Regions from separate parts of the Homo sapiens genome. Here region 1 is linked to region 2. A link is an interaction called in ENCODE POLR2A ChIA-PET data of the cell type or tissue named here. Cell type or tissue: Caco-2. All regions are shown on one strand. Links, peaks and the distances in the headings refer to the core of each region. The heading gives the core; the rest is flanking DNA.

Region 1 (10,292 bases), core at 3,799-6,298, 100 kb before region 2:
TTATTTTTAGTGGAAAAGATTAGAAGCAATCCAATTATCCATTAATATGGAACTGCTTAAATAAATTACAGTGGAATGCTAAACTATACTCTTGCAATACAAAAAAATGGCCTGGCGTGGTGGCGGGTGCCTGTAGTCCCAGCTACTCGGGAAGCTGAGGCAGGATAATCGCTTGAACCTGGGAGGTGGAGGTTTCCGTGAGCCGAGATTGCACCACTGCACTCCAGCCTGGGTGACAGAGTGAGACTTCGTCTCAAAAAGGAAAAAAAAAACAAAGGAAGGTCTCTATGCATTGGTATGGAAAGACTGACAAGTCTTTGGTTAAATGGCAAATGGAAAAAGAAAAGCCCAAGGTGCCGAACAGTATGTAGAGTGCATTACCTTTTGTGAAAAACAAGAAGGAAAAATATGTATGTTCACATGTGCGTGTATTTGCATAAAGGAACTCTGAAGGATACCTTACAAATCCAATAAAGAGTATAGAGAGCTGGTGGAGGACAGGATGGGAATAAGATGTTTCACTCTGAACCTCTGCAGACTGTTTGATTTTTTTGAAACCTGTAAATGTTTTACCTATTCAAAAAATTTTTAAAAAATTCTGAACCTTTCAAATGCGTTTCCCTCTTGCCTGTCTGGGAAGTGGTGGATGAAACACTGTAGGCTCCTTTATCATTTATGTAGCGCTTGTGCTGTCTCTTGCCTTAGGCTGGAGGGGACAGCTTGCTGTAATGGTAAAGAGTGTGCCTGGAATTTGGAGTCAGTCAAACCTGGATTCCAATTTCAGCTCCATCACTTGCTAGCTGTGTGACCCAGGGCGAGCTATGTCACCTCTCTGAACTCTGTCCATTTACAGGAGTGAAGAAAAAATCAGATGTTAGTAACATGCTTAGCACAGTGCATGGCAGTTACTAAGTACTCTTTAAATGATGGTTAATATCAAAGTACAAGGACCTAGATGTCAGGGGCTTTCTGCTTTGTTTTGATGTGTTTTTTTTTTTTTTTTCTCCCACCAGCTCAGTCTTGGGAGTGCTTTGTGTAAAGTCAAACAGAGGGCTGCCATGAACATGAGATGATGTGGATGGTGACATATTTATTTCCTGAGAGATTGCAGGGAGATAAGTTTTTAGAGTTCTTGCTTTTAACCCATAACTAGGAAGAGTAAGTTCTTACCTAGTCCTGGAAAACAAGGGCAGAAACTGTTGCCTGGTTTCCACCTCAAGGCTTGACCTACCTTGGTTTCCAGCACGGTCAGGTAGCAGCAGGACAGCGACCATGAAACCAAGGGCCCCTGGAGGCTGGGCTCCCTGCCAGGACTCAGGAGGAGTGGGCCAGAGGCTGAGCAGCCTGAGTCTCCGGTGCTTTCCACCACACTACAGATGCTTCTTTCCATTCTGCTGCTGGAGCCCTGAGAGGATCGTTAATTCAACAAATAATTATGAGTACTTACAATGTTCCCGGCAACTGGCTATGATTCTAGAGAAACAAAGACCAGTGAAATCTGGTTTTAAAATCATAGCTAAGACCGGTTCTTAGTACACTTGCCCTTTGTTTACTGTGCAGGTTTAAAGATGTGAGTTTCCTTAACTCCTTCCATTGTAGATTTATTCTCCTACCCTTTTCAATTTTGTCATTTAGGTCTAGCTGAGACCATAATATTTTTTGGCTTATCTAAAAGAAAGACATTTAGTCCCGTTAACCTGAAAGTCCAAAGGCACTGATATTCAGCCAGTGAAGACTTTGGTTACACAGGGTGCATTTAGCTTAATCCATAAAAGAGAAGTAATATTATAGCAGCCACATCCCAGAACAGGGAGGGTGGAGGTGGCCAGTGTATTTGCATTAAACCCTCTGTGTTTACACAGGGTTGGGAACAAGAAATATCTAGACTAGTGGATGAGTTCGTGACGTTTTGGCAAACATAAAACTTAATGTTACCTCCCATTTTTCCCATGTATCAGCTTGAGACGATGATGATAGAGGATGGCATAAAAATAATGAAGAATCTTTAGAGGATTTATTTCTTTAACACTGAAAACACCATTGAGGTGCTTTGATATTGTAATATCAAGAAATTGCTAGGCTTCCTTATTGGCTGAGAACTCGGCTTCCTATTCTGAGACAACTAATTCAGTTTCTATCCAATAGATGAAAACTGAAATTAAAGTGAATTAGACCTATTACATACTACGTGATTAATACATAAGGCTGGGACCAGGTCTTCTTTTGTCTTAGTAGGGAGTAGTAGCTGTATGCCCAGCAAATAATGGATCTGAACAATGTATCACCCCCCATTTCAAACCCTCTCTAGCGGTCTCCAGTGCAAGGGGTGGAGGTGTTGGCTCCCTGCAGGTATAAACACACAGGCATGGGGCATAACGTTCCAAATCAGTGACCAGCATGTCAGAGACCCTTCTGTATCCGTGCAGCACTGAGGTGGAAGAGGAGCCAGGGCTTCAGTGAGTTCTGGGCAGCTGAGAATAACAGCACCTCACTCCCACCCCTCACTTGGCCTGTGCAGGGGCTCTCTCCACATTTTATCGGCGTTCTGAATGCACTGCATGTGTTTCCAATGCTCTGGGAAATGGAGTAGAGACCCAGAGCTCTAGCCTTGGAGGGATGGCTGAGTTTAGCCAGGTGCTGTGCTTGAAGGCGCTGTTAGTTTCCAGCCACCTCCTGAAATGTGTCCGTCCTCACCTCCGCCGCTGACTCACAAAGGGCAGAGCCTGCCATGAGATCCCAGGCTCAGTACTTGGGTTGTTCGTGTCATTTCCTGCAATGTTTATCCGTCCTCTCCGTGTACTTTGCCAGCTAGAACAAAACAGTGCTGCTATGGAAACTGCAAACACCAGGCAATCCTGGCCCCGCCACTTGGCAGCCCAGCCGGGAGAGAGATAATGGCTTTTGTTGTTATCTATCGGATGCTGATGCTCAGTCGGTTGTACCCTTAGGCCCTAACTAGGGACACGCTGACACTGCACCTTAAGCTCTCTTTTGTAAACTTCCTCTGCCTGTGATGCAGGCCTGAGATAACCAGTCCAGCTAGGGCGCCGGCTCATTATCCTGATGACAACCTGGGGCTTTATACTTTCCTGACAGCTTCTGTAGGTTCTTCACTCCTAGGTGACCCAGAACACTCAAAAAAGCCTGCTGAACTCTCCAACTTGCAGAGCCCAACTGATTGGCAAATCTTACAACCTGTTTTCCTTTCTTTTTTCCCCCCAGTGCTAATAAATACATTATCCCAGAGACAGCTGTGACTCATGCATTAAACCCAGACTGCAGCAGAGTGGTGGTAAGACTCACCCCGGCAGGTGCAGCCCACGGCACCCAGAATAGTGGCTATTTTTTTTTTTTTTGGGATGAATACAAATTACAGCCCTCTAAAAACACATTTAATACAAAACTCCAAAAGGTTATTAAAACCTCTCTGTTGGCTGCAACATTTAATAATAGGTCAATTTACTCTATCAAACATCAACAATAATAATGCTGGGAGAAGAGGAGCCTCGGAGACTGAATAATTGGATGCGGCAGCCTTTCAACCCTGGGTTGCCAGGTTAAATCAAACACAACCTGGCAGGAGTAGGTGTGGACAAACACAGCTGTGTTTAGAATGCGCTGATGTCTTGGTCTATTTTTCCAACATTTGTGCTTTGAAAAGAGCTTTCTGCTTGAAATGCAGCCTCTCTTGTGCTTTGGAGCTCACATGTGTGGTAGAAGAAAGTTATTCCATCTCAGTTTCTGAGATATCTCAGGCACTGACTTTCTTGTTCTCTTAAAGTAGTTTTTTTTTTTCTTAGTAACACCCATTTTCTCTGGTTTCAAACTGCTCTTTTCTGGAGGAGATAATCGCCAAAAAATCTTTTGACCCATTTGCTTGCAAATGGTAAGAAATGTTTGATATTCTTAAAGCTCTTGGCACATAAAGTAGGGTGATTTTCAAATTCTGTTTGATCCTTCTAAAAGCTAGCTAGCCTTGTTCTCAGAAAAATTGTGCAGGCACAAAAATACAGTTCTAATTTCTGACTATTATTTCACACTTGTAGGCTGTTGCTCACAGGAGTGTATGGATGAGAGAGAGAGGTGTGAGGCCATCATCATTAATGGTGCTCCCTTGCCTCAGAGAGGCAGCAGCAAGGGCAGTGCTGGTTAAGAATTTAATGGAGTCCTTGCATATGGTAATCAGAAGCTGGAGGTTGCCTGGGTGTAGCTAAGGGAGCCACAGTCAAAACGTAAGATGTATATGACTTATCAATGGGTTGGATTCTTATTTCCGGTGGCCAAGGGGGCGCAATTTGAATTTGCAGATAGGGGAGGATTGGTGATGAAGAAAAAGGACCACCCTGCATAATTACGTATTCACTTTCCTGTGAGAGAGGCAGTCTTGCAATCTACAGGGCAGGAGTTAAATAAATTATACACGGTTGGGGAAGATGATGCAAAATGGTAGGCCCACATAACATGGGCACGCCTACCAGGCAGCTCAGTTGTGTTTGGCATGTAAAGCTTTAAAAAAATTTTTATTTGAAGTACGTAGTTGCCACATTGTAAAACTTTGGAGAGTTTCTATAGATACTTAGATATTAATTTTTTTAAAAGGATTGCAAGATCTGGCCACACTGACCTGCAGCTTGCATGGTAACAGCTGGGGACACGGGGAAAGAGCTGCTTCCTTCAGACAAGGCATGGCTCAGCAAGTTTTCCATAGCTTTGTGCACAGTCTGTTTCAATACTGGCATTTTCTGTATGGCCGCTTCAGATGTTCATGTTTGTGACTCCTGGTCTGAGACTATTAGCTCTTTGGGTGTGTGTGTGTGTGTGTGTGTGTGTGTGTGTGTGTGTGTGTGTGATTTACCTGTGGGTAGCATTATGTGTGGGAGCTTTATGTGTGAACATATCCATAAAAGTGAGAAAAAAATAGAGAGTTTGGATATAGAATGCCAATGTTTTTCTCTATCTTGCTAGAGCTTAAAGTGCCGAAGTCACCACTCATTATTATGCCAAAGTCTCACTGTTCTCTTTGGGGCATTATTTAAGATGAATAATTCAGATTTAGTAAAATGTATAGCTAGAAGGAAGAATATAGATTTTGGAGTAAGCCTAACACCTGAGGGCAGGGTTTCTTGAAGGGTTAATGAAGACCCTTAGTCTGAGGTGATATTTGTCTGGGTAATTAAGGCTATGGTGTGGTCACAGATAGCCCTGGGACCTCAGGGGTGAAGCACTGTGAGGGTTTCCTCCTTGCTCACAATACAAACTCTGATGTAGAGTGGGCAGCACCTCTCCATCTTGTAGCAGTGCCTCCTAGAACATGTCACCTTCAAGGAACTGTGGTCAGAAAAGAGAGGGAGTGGACGCTGTCCTGCAGGGGATTTATGACCAGGCCTGGAAGTGGCAAACATCACTTCCAGTCATATCCCATTGCCCAGAACCCCATTGCATGGCCCTCACAATGCCTGCATGGAAGGCCGAGGATGGAGTCTTCTCATGTGCTTGGGAAGAGGAAAATGAAACAAGACTTGATATCATTGTCTGTGCCGCAGAAGTTAAAGGAAAGGTGCGTTTTCCTTCCTTCCTTCCTTCCCTTCTTTCCTTTCTTTGCTTTCCTTCCTTTCCTTTCTTTTCTTTCTTTTCTTTTTCTTTCTTTCTTTTCTTTCCTTCCTTCCTTCCTCTTTCTTTCCTTCCTTCCTTCCTTCTTTCTTTCTTTCTTTCTTTCCTTTTTTCTTTGTGATAGCAGCTGGAACAGAAGGAAAGGCGTGGTTTTTTTTTTTAAAGACATATTCTCACGCTGTTGCCCAGGCTGGAGTGCAGTGGAGCAATCTGGGCTCACTGCAACTTCCGCCTCCGTGGTTCAAGCAATTTTTGTGCTTCAGCCTCCTGAGTAGCTGGGATTACAGGTGTGTGCCACCATGCCCGGCTAATTTTGTATTTTTTAGTAGAGATGGGTTTTGGCCATGTTGGCAAGGCTGGTCTCGAACTCCTGACCTCAAGTGATCCTCCTGCCTCGGCCTCCCAAAGTGCTGAGATTACAGGCGTAAGCCACCACACCCAGCCAAAAGGCGTGTTTTTGAGAGAAGGGCAGACCTCAGGACAGGAGAACAGAGTTAGGAAGTGGGATATGCCCCTCGTTGAGGTGAGTTGCCTATCTGGGTCCTTTTCTCTCAGGCTATGGGAAACATCTTCAGTACATGGCTGTGAGTCTGTTCCAGTGTAGTAACTCCCTTTAACTACCCCAGACTTTTAGGGAAATGTGACACACATCCCCCTGTAGCCTTATGCCAAGTGAAGCAGAGAATGAAGAGGCAGCACAGCAAAGGGACATGCTCCCTGCCTACTTCCCTTTCTGCCTTTTTCCCTGGAGAAGCAGTGGCATCCTATTTGAAGAGTCTGTGACCAGGAGCACCCGGCAGTGACTGGCCATAGAGTGAATGGTGACCTGGCCCAGAGCAGGGAGCATTTCCCAGTAGAGAGCTCAGGAGGAAGGTAGTCAACACCTCCCCTTTAATCCCTACCAAAGAAAGCTGACCTTCGCAAGGGGATGATCAGTGCTCAGGCTGTGCTTCACTGTAAAACAGCTCAAAGACCAGATCATATCAGTAGCCTTCAGTATTGATCAGTACTATTGATCGAGCGGCTGCATAGCCAGGCACCACGCTGAACACTTTGCAACCTCATCTTATTCATCTTCATGACAACCTGATGAAGTAGATGGACTTCTCCCTATTTTATGGGTTAGGAAATGGAGGCCAAGAGAGATTAATTTACCCAATGTCACACAGCTGGTGAGTGGCAGAGCCCAGTCTAACCTGAGTCTGTTTGATTCTAAAGCCAGTCCTACACTTCCCTCACTAGCAATGGGCAATGGGTCAACTCCACTATATTCATTTAGGAAGGACACCAGTTTTCCCTCTCAGGAAAATCCTTAGTAAATGGGTTTCTGTTTATGACTTATTTGGATCTGCAGACTATATGCCAGGGTTTTAGGCAGGCTTGGGATCATTCTTGGGGTTGCAGTTGGAATCAAAAGACCTGCTTTGTGAAGTGTCTTAGAGCCTCGATGTCCTAGAGTTCTAGGAGACCCTGGGCAGGAACATATAGAGTCCATGTCTGTTCAGGAGTTTGCATCACTTTGATAGCCTAGGCAGTGTCCTGGAGATGACAGCCTGAAATAGACTCTGAAAAAAACACAGAAATAAATAATAAATACACACAAATTACCTAAACTACATGATTCAGTTAATATTTAGGCTCTTATGCCTGCATATCTGGCTGGCTGTATATATATATATATATAGTTGGAATTACCTGGAATAATTATATATATATATATATATATACTGGCTATGTATATATATACTAGCTGTGTGTGTGTGTATATATATATATATATATATACTCATATACTATATGTATATATATGTATGTATATATATATACATATACTATATACATACAGTATATACTATACAGTATACATATCCTGTATATATATGCATACATACACACACACACACACACATACACAACCCAGTTTCAGGGTTGTATATATACAACCCCACAACCCCAAGGATAATCCCAAGCCTGCTTCAAACCCTGGAATGTGGTGTGCAGATCCAGATAAGTCATAGAAGCCCATTTTCTGAGGATTTTCCTGAGAGGGAAATATATATATATATACACACACACACACACACACATAGATATGAGTGATATATATATACGTACACAGATATAAATAATAAATATACTTGTGTGTATATATATATGCACACACACATATTTATAATTATATTTTTTACAAAAATGATATTCAACTCTAGTATTATTTTTGCACCAGGCTTTTGGGTGCTTTTCCTTGAATATGTTAGTGCTGATGGGGGTGTTGAACACCAGGACTCAGGTGTGAGTTGAGAGCAAGGTCAACAATCAGGAAGAAATAGCATAAGTTGAGAGGCAAACTCAGAGGTGAGGCCAGGGGCTCAGCTCAGAGTCCAGGAACAACTAACAGCGGTTCCTAACTTTCTTGGCACCAGGGACACGTTTCATGGAAGAAAATTTTTCTACAGATCATGGAGAGAATGGTTTCAGGATGAAACTGTTCCACCTCAGATCATCAGGCATTAGATTCTCATGAGGAGCCACAGCCTAGATCCCTTGAGTGCACAGTTCCCAACAGGATTTGCAGTCCTGTGAGAATCTAATGCCATCCCTGATATGACAGGAGGTGGAGCTCAGGCAGGAATGCTTGCTGGCCTGCTGCTCACCTCCTGCTGTGCGGCCCAGTTCCTAACTGGCCACAGACCAGTGCCAGTCTGCATCCCGAGGGTTGGGGACCTGTGAACTAGAGGATATCACAGGGCCTGTTTTTGTGGTTTGGTAGCAGGACTGACCCTTAAATATGCCAGACTGAGCAGAGTGGTGAAACAATGAACTTTTCTCATTTGGATGTATAGATTAAATAGTTCAATATGATGATGCCTTGGAATTACCTGGAATAATGTGATTTTTACTCCCATGAAAGTTTTGTTCTATCAGGGTCTGTTTCATTTGAAAACAAAAAAACCTTTGCTTGGGCAAGAGTCCTAGAGTGGTTCAGAGCTGGCAGTATTCTTTTCAGGCAGATAGAGAGATGATGACAGGACACAGAGCTGATGTCCTACCCCTGCCATTCCCTCCCCTCTCTCCCCACACTTTCTTTAATTTTGGATCCTGTGTCTTTTCAGCAACCAAACTTCTAAATTCAGAAACTTGGTAGTAAAATTCAGCTTCTCTGGCCTTGTTTCTGAGGAGTGCCTATCAGAGTAACACACAGGGCCTTAATGGTTTGTAAATGAATAAAAATCAATGAATGGATTAAACTGACACCAGAAGTTGAAGCTCAGTGAAAGAATCAAGTTTTTCATAGTTTCCTCCAAGTACAACATTGAGATGACCTCATTTCAGGGTGTTAGTTTAGTGCTTTTGCTTTCTAAATGAAGGCGTCAAGCCATTCCATTAGGTAAGTCAGGCTGCATTACTTACATGCTGCTTTCTGGCTGCTGGGGAAGGGAACGGAGGGCGTGTTGGAAGTCAGAGAACATCCCTGACAGTTACAGTGGAATCAATAACCATTTCTTTTTGGGACCCAAGTGTACGGTTTAATTTCTAGGCATGGGGAGATCCCAAGCTTTCCAATTAACAACTCATCTTTTTTTTTTTTCTCATACCTAGTGTAATAAACCAAACACTGCAAACTTGAAAGAGATTGAGAGAAAAAAGTAAAACCATGAGAGAAATAAAATGTAAAAAGGCAGAAATCCTGTTGCCCTAAGGCTAGTTAGGTGCTTTTATTCAACACCAGGTGAATAAAGTAACTATGATATCCAAAGACTTTTAGGGAGCCACCAGGAGTGCGAGGGGGTGATGGGTCACAGGAAGGGAGGCTGGGAGCAGGAGGCTGGTGTCACACATTTCAGGAACACCATCCAGGTGGGGCAGGATCCTTCACTGAGGAAGCTGAGAGGAGAGACTCATTGGCTCACTGGAGCCTGTTATTTGAATATCAGTCATTCTCGTTTTGTTTTTTTTTTTTAAACTTAAAAAAAAAATTTTTTTGAGATAGATCCTGCTCTGTCACCCAGGCTGGAGTGTAGTGGCGTGATCTGGGCTTACTGAAACCTCTGCCTCCCAGGTTCAAGCGATTCTTGTACCTCAGCCTCCTGAGTAGGGAGGCTGGGATTACAGACGCACACCACCATGCCCAGCTAATTTTTGTATTTTTAGTAAAGACTGGGTTTCACCATGTTGGCCACACTGGTCTCAAACTCCTGATTTCAAGCGATCCACCCACTTTGGCCTCCCAAAATGCTGGAATTACAGGTGTGAGCCACTGTGCCTGGCCATTCTCGTTTATTGATACTCACTAAATCCCAGTGGCTCGACCTCTAATCTTTGCATTTCTGTAAGATGGGTATCATTTTCCTCATTTTGTAAGGGTAGAAATGGAGGCTCAGAGAGGTTAAGACAGGTCACTTGCCCACTTAATCATTAACATTAATTGAGCCCCTACTCTGTACCAGGCCATGTTCTAAGCAATTAATGTGCTCACTTATTTAACCTTCATAATGTCCCTATGATGCAGGCTATGCTTATTCTCTCCATTTTACAGATGAGGGAGCCAAGATACCAAGAGGTAGAGGGGCTTCTCCAAAGTCACATAATTAGTAAATGGGAGGACCAGGATTCAAACCAAATCTGTCCGACTCCCCAGCTTCTTTTGTTTTTCCTACCTTAGCAGGTGGCAACTCAAAAAG
Region 2 (10,292 bases), core at 4,737-7,236:
AGGCTGAGGCAGGAGAACGGTGTGAACCCGGGAGGCGGAGCTTGCAGTGAGCAAAGATTGCGCCACTGCACTCCAGCCTGGGCGATAGAGCGAGACTCTGCCTGAAACAAACAAACAAACAAAAACAAAAAACAAACGATGTTAAATGGTGAACAATAAAGTTTGTAATTTCATAACTTGTTTTTAGGTTACTTCATATCTGGTATTGAGCATAGTTATAATGGAATTATTGAAATTGAATCTGAACAATGCAACAAAAACCTCTCATATAGAAAGAAAACACCAATTAATTTAAACATTTTTTCTTGGGACTTACTCATCAACATGCAATGCCAAACACATTATTCATGTTCCGATGAATTGGCCCAAACTCTATATTCAGCAGTATTACTCGAAACTAACAACTTTTGTTACTGGTTGTAGGGTAAGTAGGCAAAGCTGGATAGATAGTATTTTTATTTATTTATTTATTTTCTGAGACGAAGTCTTGCTCTGTCACCCAGACTGGAGTACAGTGGCATGATCTTGGCTCACTGCAACCTCCGCCTCCTGGGTTCAAGCGATTCTCCTGCCTCAGCCTCCTGAGTAGCTGGGATTACAGGTGCCCGCCACCGCGCCTGGCCAATTTTTGTATTTTTAGTAGAGATGGGGGTTTCACCATGTTGGTCAGGCTGGTCTCGAACTCCTGACCTTGTGATCCACCACCCCTCCCCGCCTCCCCCCGCCCTTGGCCTCCCAAAGTGCTGGGATTAGAGGTTTGAGCCACCGCACCTGGCCTGATAAATAGTTTTACATTTGGGATGAACTTTACATATCAGCTAATTTTCAAGCCTCCTATTTTAAAGTTGGAGGAATTGAGTCCTAAGAGATTAAAATCTTATTTAAAATCACAATGTGAAGGTCAGTCTCCTCATGCTCCATCTGACTAATAACTATCCTTAAGATTCAGCAGATGCCTCTGGCAGGACACGTTCCTGACATCCTTCTCCAAAGCCCCTTTGATTTTACAAAATTTCCGAGGACATTATAATTACTTGTTATGTGAGCTTGGCTGACTGTGAGCCTGACTGTGTCCTACTTCATTATGTATTTCCAGCATCTGGCACAAATCTAGGTACCCAATGGGTGCCCTATAAATCTTTGTCGAATGAATTAAGTCTGTATTTCTTTGACACTCTATCCAATGTTCTTTCATGCTTCTCTCTCTCATAGTTTAGCCTAGAGGTTTTCTAACTGTATTTTTAGTAATGGGACAGTTTCCTCCCCAGTAACATCTTACAGAAAGCCCCAGTGTATAAGACAGATATTAGAAGAACTGGCTTGGTTGAGGCAGAATTCAGGAAGCCCAAGGCTCCACATTTTAGTACCCCTCTGGGGCTGGGGGAAGGGGACATCTCAGAGGGGTGCTGACTCCTAAGATCACAGCTGAAAATTCCCCATTTCAGATCTTAAAACCAGAATTAATGTCCTAAATAGGAATAGCTATTGTATATTCATCAGTCAATGTCCTGTTTGAGAAAGGTCATCATCAGTTAGTTAATATAAGACCCTGCATCTTGCAGGAAGCTATGTGTTCATTCAGTACTCTCAAAAGTGATGTAGTGAGTACCTGCAATGTACCAAGCTCTATTTTAATAATGGAGTGAGCAAAACAGATCAAAATATTTTCCTTCATGGAGCTTGCATCCTGATAGGGAAAATAGACAATAAGAAATTATATAGTACATTTGATGGTGATAAGCGCTATGGAGAAAAATAAAAAATGAAAGAGTGACTGTGTGTATGTGTGTGTGTGTGTGTGTGTGTGTGTGTGTGTGTGTAGTGTATGGTGAGGGATGTTGCAGTTTTTAAATGGGGTAGTTTTTAATGGAAGGCCTCAGTGAGAAAGTGACATTTCCATATAGTCCTGAAGGAGATGAGGAAATGAGCTAGAGCCTCTCTGGGAACAATAAATTAAAAGAGAGTTTCTCTTTTCAATCTTGTTTACATGAGATTACTTAGATTATGGGGAGCCATAGAAGAACTTTGATCAAGGAAAAGATTTGGTTGGATTTCCTCACTTCAGATCTCATAAATAGGCAATGGATAGGAAAGCACTTTCATTATGAATGATCTAAAATAGTTTACCTGTTATCATGGAATGCAATTTTGTTTGGCCAATTATGTTGACTCACATGTATGCTGATTTGAGATGTAAGTGAACTGCCTTCCCAACACTCTCTTTATTCCTGTGCAGAAGGGAAGAGTTAAGAACCTTCTTTCTTTAGAGGTCTTTTAAAATAGGCTAGAGTTGCATCTGGGGTAGTTTAGGAGAGACCTTGCCTGAAGGCGGATAAATCTCTCAAGTCTCATTACTGCCCAAAGAGTCTTTGCAATAGACTGAGCCTCTCCAGGTGATCTCAAATTCTCTCTATTAACCAGGAGAAAGTTCTTTGGCACTGTCATCCTTTCAGTTTTCCCTGCATCAGAAGCAGAGAAAATACTGGGGCATCACAGACCTGAGAGGGTGTGGGAGAACTGTTCTCCATCATTTAGACTGTAAGCAGCCTCATTAGGGCAATGCCGAAGGAAACGAGTCCTGAGAGGTTGCTGTGTGATTCCTATGACCACATTTGCTACAGACCCTATTTTCTAAAATGCCTCACTAGTTTCTTTCAAGGGAGGTTGTTATCTGCTTTTCTAAACAACTTGCTTTGTAGCCAAGTCACTTGTGGAGAGGACGAGTTATGAGGCTTCTGAACCAGGCTGGTGATAGGAATAGCAGAACGGAGACCAAGGGCCTTTAAGCGCTGTTTGCACATTAAATTTTGTTTGGAGCCCAATCCTGGTCCCATAGAGTATAGTATTTATGTTTTATTTAATGAATTCTTGACACTGAAAAATGGTTGCTATACAGCTTTCTAGTGGGAGGCTAGGGAGGGTGAGTCAGAACGATAGTGCAGAGGGGAGCTTGGAGTGGAGGAGATGTACCTGCCCTATCATTACCAGGTTTATATTTTTATGTTGTTTTTACCTGTTTAAATGCCATGCCCCGTGGCTCTTCTAAGGACTAGCCCTTGGTAGATATATGGTAAGTGCTTGGTTACTATTGTGGGGTTGTTGGTTAGTAGTCTTGGTATGGGACAATGTAAGGAGATAGGGGATAAAAACTTTTGATGCATCATCAAAAAAGGACTCCATGCCTATACAAATACACCACACTTCATGCAAGAGGTGAATTCTGTTCATTTGTTAAGATATTCCAGATGATACCTTTATTAAGGGAACCCAATAACGAATTATGTGTGAAGTAGAGTTTCTTTCTAATGAAGATCTTTTGTGAAATTGGACTTTCATAGAATAGATTGCATGAAAGGAGGAAACAATGGTAAGACACCCTGGGAGATGTCACTGCAGCTCAGCTTAGGCATGTTAAAAACACCTAGCATTAGTTACCAGAGAGATCAGGGTGAATCTTGCATAAGCTCGATAAGTCACTTAACTTCTGAGTCTTCAATTGATTAATGTGTAGAAATTGACATAATGATTCTTCCCACACTGGGTTGTTGTGACATAAGGTCTCTGGCCATGTGGTGAAGACTCAATAAATGTTATTTCTTCCCATTCTTTCTCCTATTTCAATGAATTAGCATACCACTGTAGGCTAAACTGAAAGTGTCATCTTGGTTTATCAGAGAAATTGGCCAGTTATGGAGAAGACACCATTGCTCAAGCCCTTTTAGTGCTTTCCTTGGGCTTTGATATCTTGTCCTCAAGTCTGAAGACACCTGAGATAATTTTCTGACTCTGTCCCCTGCAATGACCTAAAGGACTTCCCCTACTTGGAACCTGGTCATCTCTCAGTGCCTTAGAAGTGACGCCACCTTGTAGCTCATCACATTTACCAATATGTCAACCTGTATTGGATTCTGGGTTTCCCTGCATGCCAAAATTCAACATTTTATGCTCAGTCAGTTCCCTCAGATTTTGGAAAAAGCATCAGGCAACCAATACAGATTTTATAGAAGCTGGCAAATAAGAGAAAAGAAAACCTTTTCTGAGGTTTATATGCTTACTGTATCTATTTTCCCATAAGCCAAATAAAAATGCCATTATTTCTATGGCATTGGAGTTGACCATCTCTAAGGAACTCCAACAAATGGTGGACACTTGTAATAAAACACAGGAAACTGGCCCAGATATTACAAAACAACATGGTGTTTGTCATTCTGATACTCTTTGAAGTTGAGTGGGGTTGTACTGCTTGGTGCCTCCTTGTAGAGGAGAGGTACCCATTTATTGTTATATCCCTGGACCATTTCCTTACAGAAAGAAAGGATGAGTTGCCAGTGTAAAGATAGTTATTCATCCAAGTTATTGAAGTTTCTGTGTGTTCTCAAAATGTTCTTGCTCTCTTGTGGAGAATCTAAGGGGAGCAGTGGGTTTCAGCATTTGCCAAGTAGTGGTATTATTGATCTCCCTAGGAACCACCTTGGCTATTAGTGTAAAGTTGGTGGCTGTCTGTGGAACATATCAGTGTGCCAAACATCTGAGAATACACTGTATTTGTTTTTCTTTATTGGGGCAGGTGAGAGCAGAGTGATTTCATTATTTTTTGGGAGCTACAATGATCTGGTAGGCGGAGTCTCCATTGCACTTGCTTTCATGTTTTCCAGTGTGGTTTCTTCAGTGGTCAGTGTACCAGGTTGCTATATTTCTCAGTATCTGTCTAAAAGGGCTGCAGAGGAGTTCCAATTCCTCCTGCTCCAATAATCCTGTGACTTCATTTTGTGAGCAATGACTGATTGCTGAACTCTTGTTCTTGAACTTGTATCCCCAAATTAGCCTTTTCCTTCCAAAAAGTTAGCTGGGAAGGTTAAACACTAACTTCAGTGAAACCACTAACACTGCTGTATGATTGTTCAAACCATTTTTGGAAATGATTCCCTTTGGAAACTTCCTTTTGGAAACTGCCTTCAGAGGCAAAACACTAGCCACAAAGAAAATAGTTTTCTGATATCATAGATTTCAAAATCTAAGAACAGCAACATTGCTCTCTCTGAAAATCAACACTGTTTGAATATATAAACTGCAGTTTGTTAAAAAAAATCAGCCTCATTACTTTATGGTCACAGCCGGGAAGGATGGAAAAGCATAATTATAATAACAGCCTAAGCGCAGCTACAGACGACAGCTTGTGCTAGGAAGGACAATCCTGAGTTTCGGCTTTCCCTACATCATCAGCCATATGTCCTTTCTCATCATTATGTCACTCATTGGTACTTGCTTCTTTTCCTCCTTGATTTAAAAAAAAAATTTTTTTTCTGTTAGAGCTTTCTTTCATAATCCCAGAATTAGCCATCTCACTTGTTTATGGGATGGTTTTACATTCCCAGTTTCAGGCAAATTCACTGGTGGCTCAAAACCTTCTATTTGTTGTTCTCTCCCTTTCAGCCATGACCATCTTTACTTCTTGCTCCCTAAGCTCTGTTTGATATTCCTACCGTTGGAAAATGACAACCACTTTTGCCTTCCCATGGTACTCATCCAGTTTGTCCCAACTCTCTGTAGTGTTGTATTTGAAATCTGAACTCATAGTAAGAAAGGGCATGCATAACAGGGTGCAGATATTTTAATAGCCTTTTACACGTCATATGTGGGTGTATATATGTATGTATCCTCTTTTCTGGGTTCTTATCTTTTTAATATATTTCTCACCAGTCAAGTTTCTACTAATTACTAAGGCTATATAAAAGCCTCCTTTAGCAGGAAAATATTTTTATAGAGCAGCATTTAGGAGCTTGGTAGCATGCAGAATTTGGAAGAAAAAGGAAACTCAAAGTCAGGAAGACTGATAAGTGACCCAGTCGACCCAAGTCCCTGGACACTGCACTTACTTTTTGCTTCAATAAAGTCTGCTTCAAAGCAATCTCAATCCTTCATCAAAGAGATTTCCAGAGCACTCCCAATGGGTTAACATAAATCTTACTGTTCTCACTCTTTTTTTTCCTTCCAAGTTGCCTTTTTAAAAAAAATCAGTCCTTGTGTCTCTATTTCTTTAAATCTTTTATCCTCGGGCTGCTACCACTAGCTGTATGGATTACATATCAGCAGTTAAGAATATTCCACAAAGTCCTGGCTTGTTCTCACCCTGCAGTGCTTACAGTCACCGATTGCGATGAAAGGAATTTGAAAGGCACAGCCAGGCAATCCTGAACCGGCTCAGCACATTCCCTCTCTGCAGCTTATCGCGCTGTGGATGTTCTTTTGACCGGCCATCAATCATGTTTGAAAGTTTCCCGTGATTCCTGAGATATGAACCCCTTTGATAGAAGTTAACAATACAGCACATGCAGCACGGGCTAAGGAAAATACTTTTGAATTCAGGTTAAAAAAATGCTTTGTTGCAGCTCAGATTTTTATACTTTCTTAGGGTCTTGTTTCTCTTGGACAGCCTCAGGGACCCCCTGTCAGGTAAGCCAAGTTCGAGCACCCACCAATGCTTAAGTGGCTGCCATAACCAGAGACAAAAGGGGCTTGGAGGGAGATGAAGAGGAATAAAGAGGTACAGAGAAAGAGATGGAACAGGGAGAGGAGAGAGGATAAGAAAATAAGATGAGCATATCACATTGAAGGCAGAAATGATCAGGAAGGAGCCAAGTCTTAGAGGAGGTGCAGGTGCAGAGAAAGCTTACAGTGTGGAGGGAGAGGGGCATCTAGAAGCAGGAGAGTCCCACACCCGGAGATCTGTGTGCTTCACATTTAGAAATGGTAAAGGAGCCATTTTGGAAAATGTTCTTGGGAGCTGGAGGTTTATTCATTCCTTGTACCCCGCCATGTGTGATTTTCTTTTTTAAACTTAGACTTTGCTTTAAAATTTTCGAATTTTTATGCCTGGCTCAGGGTACCAGGGTAGATAACTGTTTTGCTGCTGGGAGTTAAGCTCTGAGCTCTGGGGGCTAATATTTAAACATCGCTGAAGCCCGAGGAACCCTCATAGCAATCAGGCAGGCTTCATTTTCGGTTGCTTCTTGCTGAAAGAGAAGAGGCGAGCCATTGGCAAAATTATGGGGCCCTGGGTCCCCATATCACCATGCATTATTTTGAGAGTACAGGGCAGTGATTGCTCAGTGCTATGGGAAAGCTGTTCATCAACTGAACAACATAACAAATAAGTGCCACCCGCATCCCTCTGTTGAGGATTGAAGATTGGAATTAAAATGTCACCCTTTCTTTTATCTTTAGCTGCAATTTGGAGGAGCTTTCCTGGAGGGTTGATTTGCTCCTTCTTTCATAGGGCTGGAATAATTCCATAAAAACCCTTTTGCTCACTCAAGTGAAATACCCTACCAAGTGAGTGGCATTTGGCAAACGTGCTCCCTTTTCTTGATTATTCTGGTCTATTGATCTGTGTCTCTGGAGAAATTCTGGAAAATTTCATGAAGTCTTTTGGAGTTTAAAATATTATCTCCCCAGTGATTAACTCAAACCAGAGACTAATAAGATGAATTCCTGCCTTCATTGGCAGTCCCGGTTCTTCCTTCTTGCCCATCAATCCTTCAGGTCTCAAAGAACTCAGAAATAAGGAAGTTTATTCATCACTAGTGGGTAGCAAGATAATGGAACAATTCAGATTGACCAGCCAGAAATAAATGCCTTCACAGAAAAAGTAGAAGGTACCCAGTTGGTTGTAGGAAAAAAAGAATTTTACATGGAAACTGTGGAGAGATAAACCTTATTCTGTTAAAAAACACAAAATTATATTTATCCCATCTCGGGTAAATTCCATGAAGCTTGGATACAAATAATCTGCCACTGGGAAAGAGGAATGAAATAGAAGTGTCTTTCTCTGTACTTTATTTTGGAAACATCACAATTGGCTTTTAAGTTCTTGGAGCACACGAGGAAAGAGCACCAGTCAGATTTTCCAGAGAGTCAACTTTCTCCTGGAGAGAAGATAGCAGAAAAATGAATGATGGGCTACTTCTAATTTATAATGATTGTTTCATCTCTCTCAGATATTACTTTAGTTCTTGGATGAACGGTTCTTTTCTCCTGAATCGTGATTACTTTTTAAAGATGAAAAAGATCAGAGAGGCTTTATAGTCCATTTCTAGTTATTACAAGTTTGCAACTTAGGTACTACTTTGGATACTAGTTTAAAATTGCTTGAATAATGAAAGTTCTAGTGAGCTTTAAATTTGTTTTAATTTTTTTTCTTTGCTCTATGGCTAAAATAACAAGCAAACACTGATCAACAACTCTGGTTAGTTCATATATCTTTTTAAGTTTGTTTGTGCTGAAGTCCAGACTTTACATCTCCTCAGCTATTTTGAACAACACTAGGGGCTTGCTTTAGTAGAAGAAACCAAATAGCCAATATGAGAAATGCTGCTAATGTGTGTCTGTCCATCTTACATAACAAGAAACATACAGTGCTTAGCTGTCTTATGATGATGAAGTGAATCATCCCTATATGCTTGCTCTTGCATGAGGCACTTATGAAAATTATGCTGTAGTTTTTAAGTATTCTGAAGTTCTGACCACTTTCATTCATATGTATATAAAAAAAGCTTGGAATGTTTTCCAGAAGAAATGGTGATGTTTTCATGCTGCTATTTTTAGAAAAATAATTTGGTCTTAAGCAAAAAGCAAGGGTAAAATCCATGTATTAATCACCTCCATTGCCTTTGTCCCAAATTTAAGATAATTGCTCTTCCTTTTGCACCAGTATCTTCTTTAACCCATGCTTCTTTCCCTTAGTGAGGAAATGTTGAAAATAAGTTTAAAAGGCAGAATGTATAAGAGCTGAATATAGAGGCAAGATATATACATGCTTTAGGGGCAGATACAATATCACACCTTTTTTTTAAAGCATTTATCCCACCCTCAGGCTGTTTTGCTCTGCCAAATACTTAGGATATAGCTTGATAATCATATGAGTTTATTAATGGAATAAATGAGTGAGAAGATGGGGTTTGTGGTAAATCTAGACTAACACAGTTCCCAAAGTGTGGCTCTATGTAACACTACTCTAGATAAGTATTGCACAAAATATTCTGAGTAGAAGAAAATAGACTGAGCTATATTACAGACAATAGTTTTAGGAGAGTCAATATGCACGTTTGTATATTAAGGACTGAAAAAAATCCTGTAGGAAAGAAACTTGATAAAGTTGAGTAACTCAAGTTTCCTCAAATCTATTTGACCATGGAATTATCTTTTCTCCCTTTTAATAACATTCTTCCTCTTAATGTCCCACAGAAGCAGTACTCTAATTAACACCCTAGATCAAGACAGATAGATTGAATTAAGACGGAAAATCTTATCTTCCTTGAGCATTAAATTCAAAGTGTATTTATTAAACATGCATAGCGTCTTCACGTGTCACAGGAAGTCCAGTTAGTGAGAAAAGGGGGACAATAACATAAAAGCCTTCGTTTCCCTGTAGTTCAGAAAAAAACAGTCAAAACAAAAATCTTCGGCCGGGTGCAATGGCTCATGCCTGTTATCCCAGCACTTTGGGAGGTCGAGGCAAGTGGATCACCTGAGGTCAGGAGTTTGAGACCAGCCTGGCCAACATGGTGAAACCCCGTCTCTATTAAAAATACAAAAAATTAGCTGGGAGTGGTGGTGGGTGCCAGTAATCCCAGCTACTCGGGAGGCTGAGGCAGGAGAATCGCTTGAACCGGGAGGCAGAGGTTGCAGTGAACCGAGATCATGCCACTGCACTCCAGCCTGGGCAACAAGAGTGAAACTCCATCTCAAAAACAAATGAACAAACAAACAAACAAACAAACATCTTGATAACATATTTCTTAGGGATGAATCAGATACCACTTAAAGATATAAATATCTTTATGGGAAGCAATGGTTAGGTTTGCCTAAAATGTTTGCTATTGTAGAGTAACTGGTTTAATAGAGTCTTACAGAAAGAAACTGTACACTCTTCTGAAATGAATAACAATTTAGTATGGGCAAGCTGTATAGACTGGTGGTTTTTCTGTGTCTTTGATGTTTTGCATTTTTCTCAAGTAAGAGTGGACTGGAAAACAAACAAACGAATTGCTGAATATTTTCTATGTTTGTAAGGATTGTGAAGGACTTCACCACGAAGAGGCCAGTGTATGGTTTTCCAGGCAAGCTTTCTTGTGACTTGTTCTGTTGTATCATTAGAGTCCTTGTTTGAGACAAACAGCGTCCATCATTTCTTCACCATTCAAACCTGTAGGAGGAAGACGGCACTGACGTGAGACAAGCTTCCACATGGCAGTCACCTTCCCTTTATTTCTGCTTTCCCTTCTTTTTGGGTA

What was found. ChIA-PET counts read pairs that join two places held together with the same protein. Peaks named below come from ENCODE experiments on the same cell type or tissue, not always from the same donor. Only the 100,000 strongest peaks of a DNase experiment are listed, where the experiment ranks them.
Region 1: POLR2A ChIA-PET joins it to region 2 with 9 read pairs; 2 of 35 experiments call an interaction of 5 or more read pairs at or near these places.

The regions. Positions count from the first base shown.
Region 1 is chr4:138,903,668-138,913,959 of GRCh38, reverse strand. All of the region lies in intron 2 of LOC105377448 (a long non-coding RNA gene), which reads left to right. Among named protein-coding and RNA genes, the nearest start is that of NOCT, 110 kb to the left of the region's middle. RefSeq lists an enhancer at 2,620-3,201. In Caco-2, for the core only: no CTCF peak of the experiment used is centred there; no DNase peak of the experiment used is centred there.
Region 2 is chr4:138,800,830-138,811,121 of GRCh38, reverse strand. No RefSeq gene overlaps it. Among named protein-coding and RNA genes, the nearest start is that of NOCT, 210 kb to the left of the region's middle. In Caco-2, for the core only: no CTCF peak of the experiment used is centred there; a DNase peak (open chromatin) is centred at 6,211; H3K4me3 peaks cover 568 bases.